3 separate regions of the Homo sapiens genome follow, and regions 1 and 2 are each linked to region 3. A link is a contact called in ENCODE Hi-C or POLR2A ChIA-PET data. All regions are on one chromosome and are shown on one strand. The core of a region is the stretch at or near the end of the contact, and the rest is flanking DNA. Distances in the headings are between cores, read along the strand shown.

Evidence for each region. A loop is a pair of places that touch in the nucleus more often than their neighbours do. ChIA-PET counts read pairs that join two places held with the same protein, here RNA polymerase II (POLR2A). Pooled maps may share reads with other maps.
Region 1: a loop to region 3 is called in a map of PC-3, with 26 times the contacts of the local background. The contact joins the promoter of USP27X here to the enhancer-like site in region 3. A Hi-C loop is called at or near these places in 1 of 168 maps with a recorded cell type or tissue (PC-3), 2 of 37 single-sample maps with no recorded cell type and 11 of 50 pooled maps.
Region 2: a map of K562 shows a loop between it and region 3 (33-fold over the local background). The contact joins the promoter of CCNB3 here to the enhancer-like site in region 3. A Hi-C loop is called at or near these places in 1 of 168 maps with a recorded cell type or tissue (K562), 2 of 37 single-sample maps with no recorded cell type and 13 of 50 pooled maps. POLR2A ChIA-PET finds 5 or more read pairs at or near these places in 1 of 52 experiments (HEK293).

Annotation. Positions count from the first base shown.
Region 1 is chrX:49,877,935-49,881,142 of GRCh38, reverse strand. It overlaps USP27X (ubiquitin specific peptidase 27 X-linked), which reads right to left and starts at 1,659. Exons shown (of 1, transcript NM_001145073.3): 1 at 1-1,659. The coding sequence starts at 835. It overlaps USP27X-DT (USP27X divergent transcript), which reads left to right and starts at 1,787. Exons shown (of 2, transcript NR_026742.1): 1 at 1,787-2,052; 2 at 2,396-3,208. RefSeq lists silencers at 1,308-1,387, 1,428-1,837.
Region 2 is chrX:50,203,276-50,206,347 of GRCh38, reverse strand. It overlaps CCNB3 (cyclin B3), which reads right to left and starts at 1,583. Exons shown (of 13, transcript NM_033031.3): 1 at 1,398-1,583.
Region 3 is chrX:48,630,122-48,633,279 of GRCh38, reverse strand. The region is part of intron 1 of LOC107985695 (a long non-coding RNA gene); the gene reads right to left. Among named protein-coding and RNA genes, the nearest start is that of WDR13, 34 kb to the right of the region's middle. RefSeq lists an enhancer at 1,383-1,452. Within about 2 kb of position 1,424, at least 2 of the 41 ENCODE cell types and tissues checked have a DNase peak (open chromatin) inside an H3K27ac peak, as active enhancers do.

The DNA of each region.
Region 1 (3,208 bases), core at 410-2,909, 1.2 Mb before region 3:
TGCTTCCTAAGTGCTCTGGCCTCGTAAACCTCCGCAAGCAGTCCGTGAGGGTGGTGATTCCTGGTATGTGGCTTTCCCCGTTCACACTGCTCTCCCTCCCTGGGCTCATGGGCCAGAAGGAGGTGCAAGAGCCAGGCAAGTCCAAACTAATGTCCCAGCATGGGTCTATCGTGGTGGAGACGCCATGGCAGGCTTGACAGGTGACATCAGACTGCAGGCCACCTGTGAAGATTTGGTCTATGATGCAGTTACAGTGGTTGGGATTGTTGGCCGCCTTCCCGACATCATCACCTTTGCAGTGCCTGTGCAGGACATCTAACGCTGCAATGAGGAACTCGTGGGCATCCTGTTGCCTGTACCCTGCTAAATGGCGGGCATGTATCCACACCAGGTGCAGTAACTTATAGGGCACATGAGGAGACGGGTTTCCAGAATACAACTCCCGAAACAGCGACGACATCTCACAGACCAGACACAACTCGGGACTCGGCATCTCACATCGGTGCCTGTCAGAGAGAAAGAAATCTCTCAGTATCGGCGTGTGGGTGAGGGCCTGGACAATGCAGTTCATAAAGCACGTGTTGCCAAGATTGATGAGTCCTCTTAAACCGATCGTAAAGCTGGAGGTGATTCTTCTTCTCCTCGGGTTGTGCCCCAGCAGTTCTAATTCTGGTTTGGTTGTTTCCCAGGTTGGGAATTTCTCACCAAGGCCTGGCACTGAACACTGCTGGTGAGAAACCTCTGTTGAGGTGGAGGCTTGTAATTTCAAAGCTTCTCCTTGCTCTTCTTTGGCAATTTGCTCAATGTCTTTGTCATATACATAGTCCTTACACATAAAGCAGTATATACCTCCGTAATACAGGTCTACTGCTAAGTTGTGTTGTTTCGTCTCTGCGTGCTCGTGAATGTGTTTCTCCGTGAAGCAGCCAAAGAAGACACAGGAAAGGCAAGAGTGGAGTCTGTTCAGATGGGTGCCACACACATGGCAGATGCAGGACTTTGCCTTGCTTTTCCTGGTCTCTGGGGTTCCACACCACACGAAGCACTGGTAGATAACCCGCAGTTCCTGCCTCCAGTTCTCTCCCACCTTAAAGCTGTTCACGTGAGAACAGCCTGGTGGCCCCACGGCAAAATCCACATCCAGGCATCCGCCCCCAGGGCCGCGCCGGGGCCGGGGCCGGGGCGGGGGCCGGGGCCTAGGCTGCGGCGGGGTACGGAGCCGGGTCTGGGGCCGGGGCCGGGGTCGGCGGCGCGGCGCACGACTGCGACGCGGAGAGGGATCGGGGGGCCGCGGTGGATCGGAGGGAAGGGTGGGGGGAGGAACCTCGTCGCTGTTGCCGCCACCGCCGCTCCGCGCTGGGTTCTCATCCTCCAGCTCCTGCTTCGGCTCCTGCTCCGCCTCCCGGACCGGCTCGGGTTCGGGCTCCAGCTTGAGCTCAGCCCGGCGGCCCGGACCCTCCGCCGTCTCCACCTTCCCAGCGGCGTCCACCTTCCCCGCCGTCTCCACCTTCTCGGTGGCGTCCACCTTCCCCGCCGCCTCCGCCTTCCCCGCCGCCTCCGCCTTCCCCTCCACCTTCGCCTCCGCCTCCACCTTCCTCTCCGCCTTCTCCGCCGTCTCCGCCTCCTCTACCTCCTCCGCCTCCACTGGCGGCGGCTCCTCCCCCTGCTCGCAGGGCTCGGGCGGCCACTGGGCGTGGCGGCGCGGGGGCCACGCAGACCTGGGGTGTCCCCCGCCCGGCCTGAGGGAGCGCGGTGGCTGTGGCAGCTGGACCCAAAAGGGACTTTCACTGAAGGAGGCGGCGGCGGAAGCAGGCGACGCCCCCGGGAATCCTCCCGCCGAAGCCCCCTAGTGGAGGCTGCTTCTGCAGCCAGGCCCCGTTTCCTTTAATTCAGTATTTTCCAAACTTGCTTGTTCACGAGAATCACGTGGGGAGCGTGTTAAAATTACAGATTCCTTGGCTCCACCCGCAGGCCTACTGAATCAGAATCTCGAAGGGAGGTACTCCGGAACCTGTATCTCTAACTAGGGCCCCAGAGGCTGCTTATGATCAGGCAAGTTTGGGAAACACAGCTCTAATTCATTGAGGCTGGCGGGAAGGGGGGCGGGGACCGCGCAGTCTCTTTAAGGCGCTTCCAGCTCTCGGCTCCAATCGCTGCTCTGACCCCCTTCATCGTCTCCTCCCCTCTCCTCGTCCTTCCCCTCGTCTATGCAGGCTTCCCTCGGCCACTGCGGGGCTGGGGGCCGAGCGGGTGCCAAGTCCAGAAATGTTTCTGAGGCTGTGAAATGTCCCCTCTGAGGGGGGTCCTAGGGAGCGCAGGCAGAAGCCGTGACAGGCCATCATTTCGGCGGCCGAGCCTGCCTCTAGCCTCGTCCCTGTCTCCCTTCCCACGCCAGGTCCTGCGCTTCCCGAAAAGGATGAAGCTCCAGCTGCAGTTCTGGGGAGGCCTGGACCCCAGCTCCGGGGGGGCCGGGCTACCAAGGCCGCTGGGCCTGGAGAGGCGCGTCCCTGGCCCATCTTATCAGCGCTCTGCAGGGTCTGGGCCTGCTGCTCGCGTCCTCCTGGGCTCCCAAGGCCACGGGTGGGTTAATGGCTTGACAGCCGGCCTCCTGGCCCAGCAGACGCTGAGCAGCCCGATGGCACAATCCACCTCTTCTCTCCAAGGCCAGCTGGAGGGACGAGGCACGACAAGGCCATCCCTACAGCTGGCACTTCCCCTACAGCTGAGAGGGGGCCTAAACTACAGGACACACTCCCAAGACCCTTAAGCCCTGGCAGCATCCCGGGGGAGGGGGGCAGCAGGTGGAAGTGGAAAGAAGCCTGTGGAGCTGCCAGCAGGGAGAGGGAGTCGGACATGAGGCTGAGAGGCCTCTGGGAACCCCTGTGCCAAGGGGCTGCTGGCACTGGGCAGCAGCACCCCAGAGCCCACGAGGAGTGTGCCCAGAGCAAGTGGCTCAGACCTGGGTCATGGCTCGAGGGTGTCGGGCTGTAGCTGCTGGTCCCAGAGAGTGCAGCCCAGGGCAGGCATCAGGACAGGAGTAGGAGGAGAAAGAGTGTTCTAGGAAGAGTCTAGTCCCCTAATCCTGGTGGTGGCTGGCTGTAGCCTAGTGCACGCTGTCTGGCTTGTGTGGCTGTGCTGCCTGAGTATACATACCCTAGCAACATTCTCCTTGCTCAGCACTGGACATCAGCTCTCCACCTGGCCCCTT
Region 2 (3,072 bases), core at 334-2,833, 1.6 Mb before region 3:
TTCCCGCCTCAGCCTCCGAAGGTGCTGGTATTACAGGAGTGAGCCGCAGCGCCCAGCTGTTACCAAGTAATAGTATATTTTATTTATTTATTTATTTATTTATTTTGAGATGGAATCTCGCTCTGTCGCCAGGCTGGAGTGCAGTGGCGCCATCCCGGCTCACTGCAACCTCTGTCTCCCGGGCTCAAGTGATTTTCCTGCCTCAGCCTCCCAAGTAGCTATAGACGCATGCCACCATGTCCCGCTAGTTTTTGCATTTTTAGTAGAGACGGGGTTTCACCTTGTTGGCCAGGATGGTCTCGATCTTTTGATCTCGTGATCCGCCTGCCTCAGCCTCCCAAAGTGCTGGCACTACAGGCGTGAGCTACCGTGCCCAGCTATTTAATTTTTTTTTCTTTTGAGACAAGAGTCTCACTCTGTCGTTCAGGCTGGAGTGCAGTGGCACGATCTCGTCTCACTACAACCTCTGCCTCCTGGACTCAAGTGATTCTCCTGCCTTAGCCTCCCAAGTAGCTACAGACGCATGCCACCATGCCCAGCTAATTTTTGTATTGTTAATAGAGACGGGGTTTCACCATGTTGGCCAGGATGGTCTCGATCTCTTGACCTCGTGATCCGCCTGCCTCAGCCTCCCAAAGTGCTGGGATTACAGGCGTGAGCCACTGCGCCTGGCTATTTAATTCTTTTTCTTTTGAGACAAGAGTCTTACTCTGTCGCCCAGGCTGGAGTGCAGTGGCGCCATCTTGGCTCACTGCAACCTTTGCCTCCCAGTTCAAGCCATCCTCCTGCCGCAGCCACTGCACCCAGCTGTAATGTTTAATACATTCATTCACTGATACACTATCTGCAGGGCAGGATAAACATTTTGTCACCAAGTAACTGTATATTTAAGTTTTTTTTTTCTTTTGAGACAGAGTCTTGCTCTGTCACCCAGGATGGAGTGCAGTGGCACCATCTTGGCTCACTGCAACTCTGCCTCCCAGTTTCAAGCGATTCTTCCGCCTCAGCCTCCCGAGTAGCTGGGACTACAGGCGCGCGCTACCACGCCCGGCTAATTTTTGTCTTTTTAGTAGAGACGGGGTTTCGCCATGGTGGTCAAGCTGGTCTCGAATTCCTGAGCTCAGGTGATCTGCCCGCCCCGGCCTCCCAAAGTGCTGGGATTACAGGCGTGAGCCACCACGGTCAGCCTGAAGTACTTTTTAAAGGTTATTTTTTCAGATGTTCCAGAAAAGTTTGTTGGTTTGACAGGGAGGAAATAAACTAATTAAAGGCTAGTTCCCTCAGCCAGTTTTCCTCCCACATCTCCAGCCTGACACAGGATATACTTCTATATTTATAATATATAATCAATATATAAGGCAAAAAGCTCTCGTCACGACTGACAATACATGTTGTACCTTTAACAAGCCACAAATGGACTGGAAGAAAAGCTATTAGCAGAATGTTCTCCACCTATCGGAAACTGAAAGAAAACAATACAAAAATAAACCAATCAAAATGTAGATGAGGAACAGAGAGAGAGAGAGAGAGAGGCGACCAACCGCCTCAGCCCAACTGTCTCAGAATGACGGAAATGCTTCCACAGAAATGCACCTCAGAACAACTGGTACGAGAGGCGGCCGGATTGACCCCACCATTCTCACCAGCAGGGGGAGATCACGAATCAGCGCTTTTTTTTTTTTTTTTTTTAGTCAGACTTAAAACCACCAGATGGGGCCAGAAGATCAGAGTAAATACCTTTCTACTTTTCTTTTTCTCAGGGAATTTCTCTTCTATCTCCAGACCCTGAAAGAAATAAAAGGCATGCTAATCACCACACACACACACGCGCGCGCCCCGCCACCCCCACCCCCAAGACGATGGAAGTGGCCAGTGCTGCCAAGCACCCCCACCAGTCACGTGGCCTCTGCGCTCCAGCGAGTCATTTATAATTAAAGTGGTAGGCATTTCATAAGGCTGTGCGTGAATTGAGATAATGCATGTAATACACAGTACCAGGCAAATTCTCAGTCCCCACTCCAGACCCGTAGAATGAGAAACTGAAGCCCTCCAGGTGATTCTGATGCACGCCAAAGTGTGACAATTACTGCTCTGGGAAAGAAGCCTGCCCACTCAGATAGCTAACCAAGTTTTTTGGTCATTTTTACAGATCCCATGACGCTGTGATTTCTGAATTATGTTTTCTGCCCTAAAAATTCCAAAACCTTGTGTCTTGAGCCCACCTGTGTGCCCAGTATTGTGGTGGATGCAATGAAAAAGAGATAGATAACCTTCTAGGCTTGCAATGTAGGTAATCTAGGAATAGGAAAAGGTAATTAACTCTACAAGGCCAGATTTAGTAAATGTCAGATGAATTATCCTGACAATAAGCAAATGTTCTAGGAAATCAGGGGAAGGAAATTTCATAATTATAAAAGGGAAGAGCCTGACCAGAAATAGCCACTGCCAAGCCAAGCCCACCCCTCAAAATTAGCCATAAGTCATTTTCTACCGCAAGGTTATGGAACAGAACTTTAGCTGCCTAATTAAGCCCCTGCCTATAAAAGAACCCCTAACATTCCTAAGACTCCACTTATCTTTAGCAGTTGCCCCCTGAAATTTTTTTATGATAATGTTTATAGACTTTAAAAGTCCTTTATTTTCCCCCTCCACTCCTCCAATCACTCATAGGAAAGAAAAAATATGTACAATGCAGACAAAACACAAACACTTGACAGAAGTAATTATACAGTTCCACTGCCAAGATGTTCAAAATGACTAATTTTTCACTTTAGTATGGTTGCATGAAGCTGCTCTAAATGTCATTGTGTACTCTCATGGCAGGAAAACCAAATCAGGAGAAAAAGAAGTGGTGTTCCCAATTATATTGGTCCACAGTAAATGATGTCTGATAATCATTGGCATCACTGCCCATTTTCTAAATGGTCATTGTGTCATCACATAAAAGGTAGGCTAAATCTGAGGCTGGAAGACACCCAGCAAGACTACCAGACAGACAGTGATTTCATGAAGGCTGATGGTTCACTTCATTTAATTTCCTTTTGCCATTATTCATGATAATTATATTATAAA
Region 3 (3,158 bases), core at 175-2,674:
CGGGTCTGTAATCCCAGCTACCCGGGAAGCTAAGGCAGGAGAATTGCTTGAACCTGGGAGGTGGAGGTTGCAGGGAGCCGAGATCAAGCCACTGCACTCCAGCCTGGGAGACAGAGTGAGACTGTCTCAAAAGTAAATAAATAAATAAATATAAATAAAATTGTAAAATATGCATTCACAAGTTAGTGTTACTGGAAAACTGCATGTTATGTAACAGTATGTACAGAAGTGAAAAAGTACAACCAAAATGATATATCACCAAAATTAAAAACACAAAAATTTAAGATAAAAACAAAATGACACGTACAAGTAAACCGTTTTTTTTAATTTATGTAAATATAAACACGGACATTTAGAAATATACACATTGAAAGGACAGAGATGAGAAATTATTCCTTGGGTGTTGGGTGTCTGTTTGCCATTTATTTCTATAATGTAGTTCCCTCTTTTCTGAAAAACTTGCAACCAACGTGGATGACTTTTCCAAAGAGAAGAGGGACCCAGCATGGTGGCTCATGCCTGTAATCCCAGCACTTGGGAGGTCGAGGCAGGTGGATCATCTGAGGTCAGGAGTTCGAGACCAACCTGGCCAACATGGCAAAACCCCTATCTCTATTAAAAATACAAAATTAGGTGAGTGTGGTAGCAGGCACTTGTAATCCCAGCTACTTAGCAGGCTGAGGCAGGAGAATTGCTTGAATCCCGGAGGCGGAGGTTGCAATGGGCCAGGATCGCGCCACTGCACTCCAGCCTGGGTGAGAGAGTGAGACTCCGTCTCAAAAAACAAACAAACAAAAAAACACAGAAGAGAAAACACTCTCTGAAATGGAAGTAAAGGGACTAGAAAACAATGGGAAGCTATTTAGTAGTAGGGGAAAGGGCTATTTTCCAATGGCGAGTGACAAAACCACAAGGCAAAACTGTCCCTCCCCCTCCAACTGGAGTCCATACAGGGACGCATGCACACGGGCACACGTGTGTCCCTCTGTGAGCGTTGTATGGTGCACACTGATAGACTGATGGGGACCCTCTGACCATTCCTGTGAGGACTTGAGCCAAAAAGCTACTTCTCTCTTGGCACACCTGGCCTAGCCCAGTGTGCTTTTGAAACTCTAGGAACCATTGGAGTCCACTGGAGGGCTTCTGAAAACACCAACTGCTGGGCCCCAGGCCCACAGCTTCTGATTCAGTGGGTCATGGGTGGGGCCTGGGAGTATGCATTTTTAATAGATTCCCAGCGAGGCAGCTGCTGCCTGCCAGGGAACCCCACTTTGGGAACCACTGGACTAGTGTCTGGGTCAGCGAATAGAGGAGGCCACCCGGAGGCCAGAAGGTGCCTGAGGCCCTGGGCTTCATGGCTGGTGGCTGGAGATGCCCTCCTCCAGGCCTGGAGCTTCCTCAACCTGACAACTTGCCAATAAGGGAAATGGGCGCGATCTAACGTGCCGCGAACTAGTGCAGACTCACAGCCTAGGTCGAGTAGGAATGGAATTCTAGAAATGATATATGCCAAGAGTTTGCAGTGTAGACCTCAGAATCATCTCAGATTCAAAGAGGAAACCAAACGACTGCAGCAGCAGCAGCAGCAGCAGCAGCAGCAGCAGCAGGGAACAGGTTGGCTACAGAGCCAGTGGTCACACCCGGCTTTCTGCAGCCTTTCTGGCTCCGCAGCATTTTTTTCAGAGCTTAAGGGCGGGAGGAGATGCTGTATATTTAGGGGTGGAGTGAGGAATAGCGGAGCATTCCGGCATTTCTGGAGTAACACTGCCCCCAAGAGCAATCTGTGATAAAGCCTCAAGCTATGTGGACAAACAACATGAAAGGCGAGGTAATGAAAAAAAGATCCAGAAAGATCCAGCAGCCAACTTGACGATCCTCGCTGATTGAAGATTAAAGCACTATGAGCGCAGCTAGGTTCAAATAGCGGTTCTGCCACTTACTCACTTTGTGACCCTGGGCAAATTAGTCAACTTCCCTGTGCCTCAGTTTCCCCTACTTGTACTTCATGGGGGATTAATGAACTAATATATGGAAAGTATTCAAAGCATTTCTGCTGACTACAGAAACTCTTTACAATTCTCCCAGAAATAATCCAGGTCATCATGCATTTGCCCACATTCCATCTTTGTCAGGAATTGTAGGCCAAAATGTTCTTTTTTTATTTTAATTTAATTTTAATTTTTTTTTGAGATGGAGTCTCCCTCTGTCTCCCAGGCTGGAGTGCAGTGGCGTGATCCGGGCTCACTGCAACCTCCACCTCCCAGGTTCAAGGAATTTTCCTGCCTTAGCCTCCCGAGTAGCTGGGATTACAGACGCCCGCCAACATGCCTGGCTAGTTTTTATGTTTTTTTAGTAGAGACGGGGTTTTGCCGTGTTGCCCAGGCTGGTCTCCAACTTCTGACTTCAGGTGATCCGCCTGCCTCGGCCTCCCAAAGTACTGGGATTGTAGATGTGAGCCACTGCAACCGGCCCAAAATGTACTCTTTTTTTTTTTTTTTTTTTTTTGAGGCAGTCTCACTCTGTCGCCCAGGCTGGAGTGCAGTGGTGCGATCTCGGCTCACTGCAAGCTCCGCCTCCTGGGTTCACGCCATTCTCCTGCCTCAGCCTCCCGAGTAGCTGGGACTACAGGTGCCCGCCACCACGCCCGGCTAATTTTTTGTATTTTTAGTAGAGATGGGGGTTTCACCGTGTTAGCCAGGATGGTCTCGATCTCCTGACCTCGTGATCCGCCCGCCTCCGCCTCCCAGAGTGCTGAGATTACAGGCGTGAGCCACCGCGCCCGGCCAATGTACTCGTTTTTTAAAGACAATGCTTAGTTATAGTTCTCCACAATTAAACCCAGCACAGTGGCCAGGAGTGGTGGCTCATGTAATCCCAGCACTTTGGGAAGCCAAAAGGATCACTTGAGACCAGGAGTTCGGGACCAGCCTGAGCAATATAGGGAGACACCCACCCCCCCCACCTGTCTCTATTTTCAAAAATAAAATAGGCCAGGTGCAGTGGTTCAATGCCTCTAATCCCAACATTTTGGGAAGCTGAGGAGGGAGGATTGCTTGAGTCCAGGAGTTTGAGACCAGCCTGGGCAACATGTTGAGGTCCCATTGCTACCAAAATTTTTTAAAAATTAGCCAGGTGTGGTGGTGCATGCCTGTAGTCCC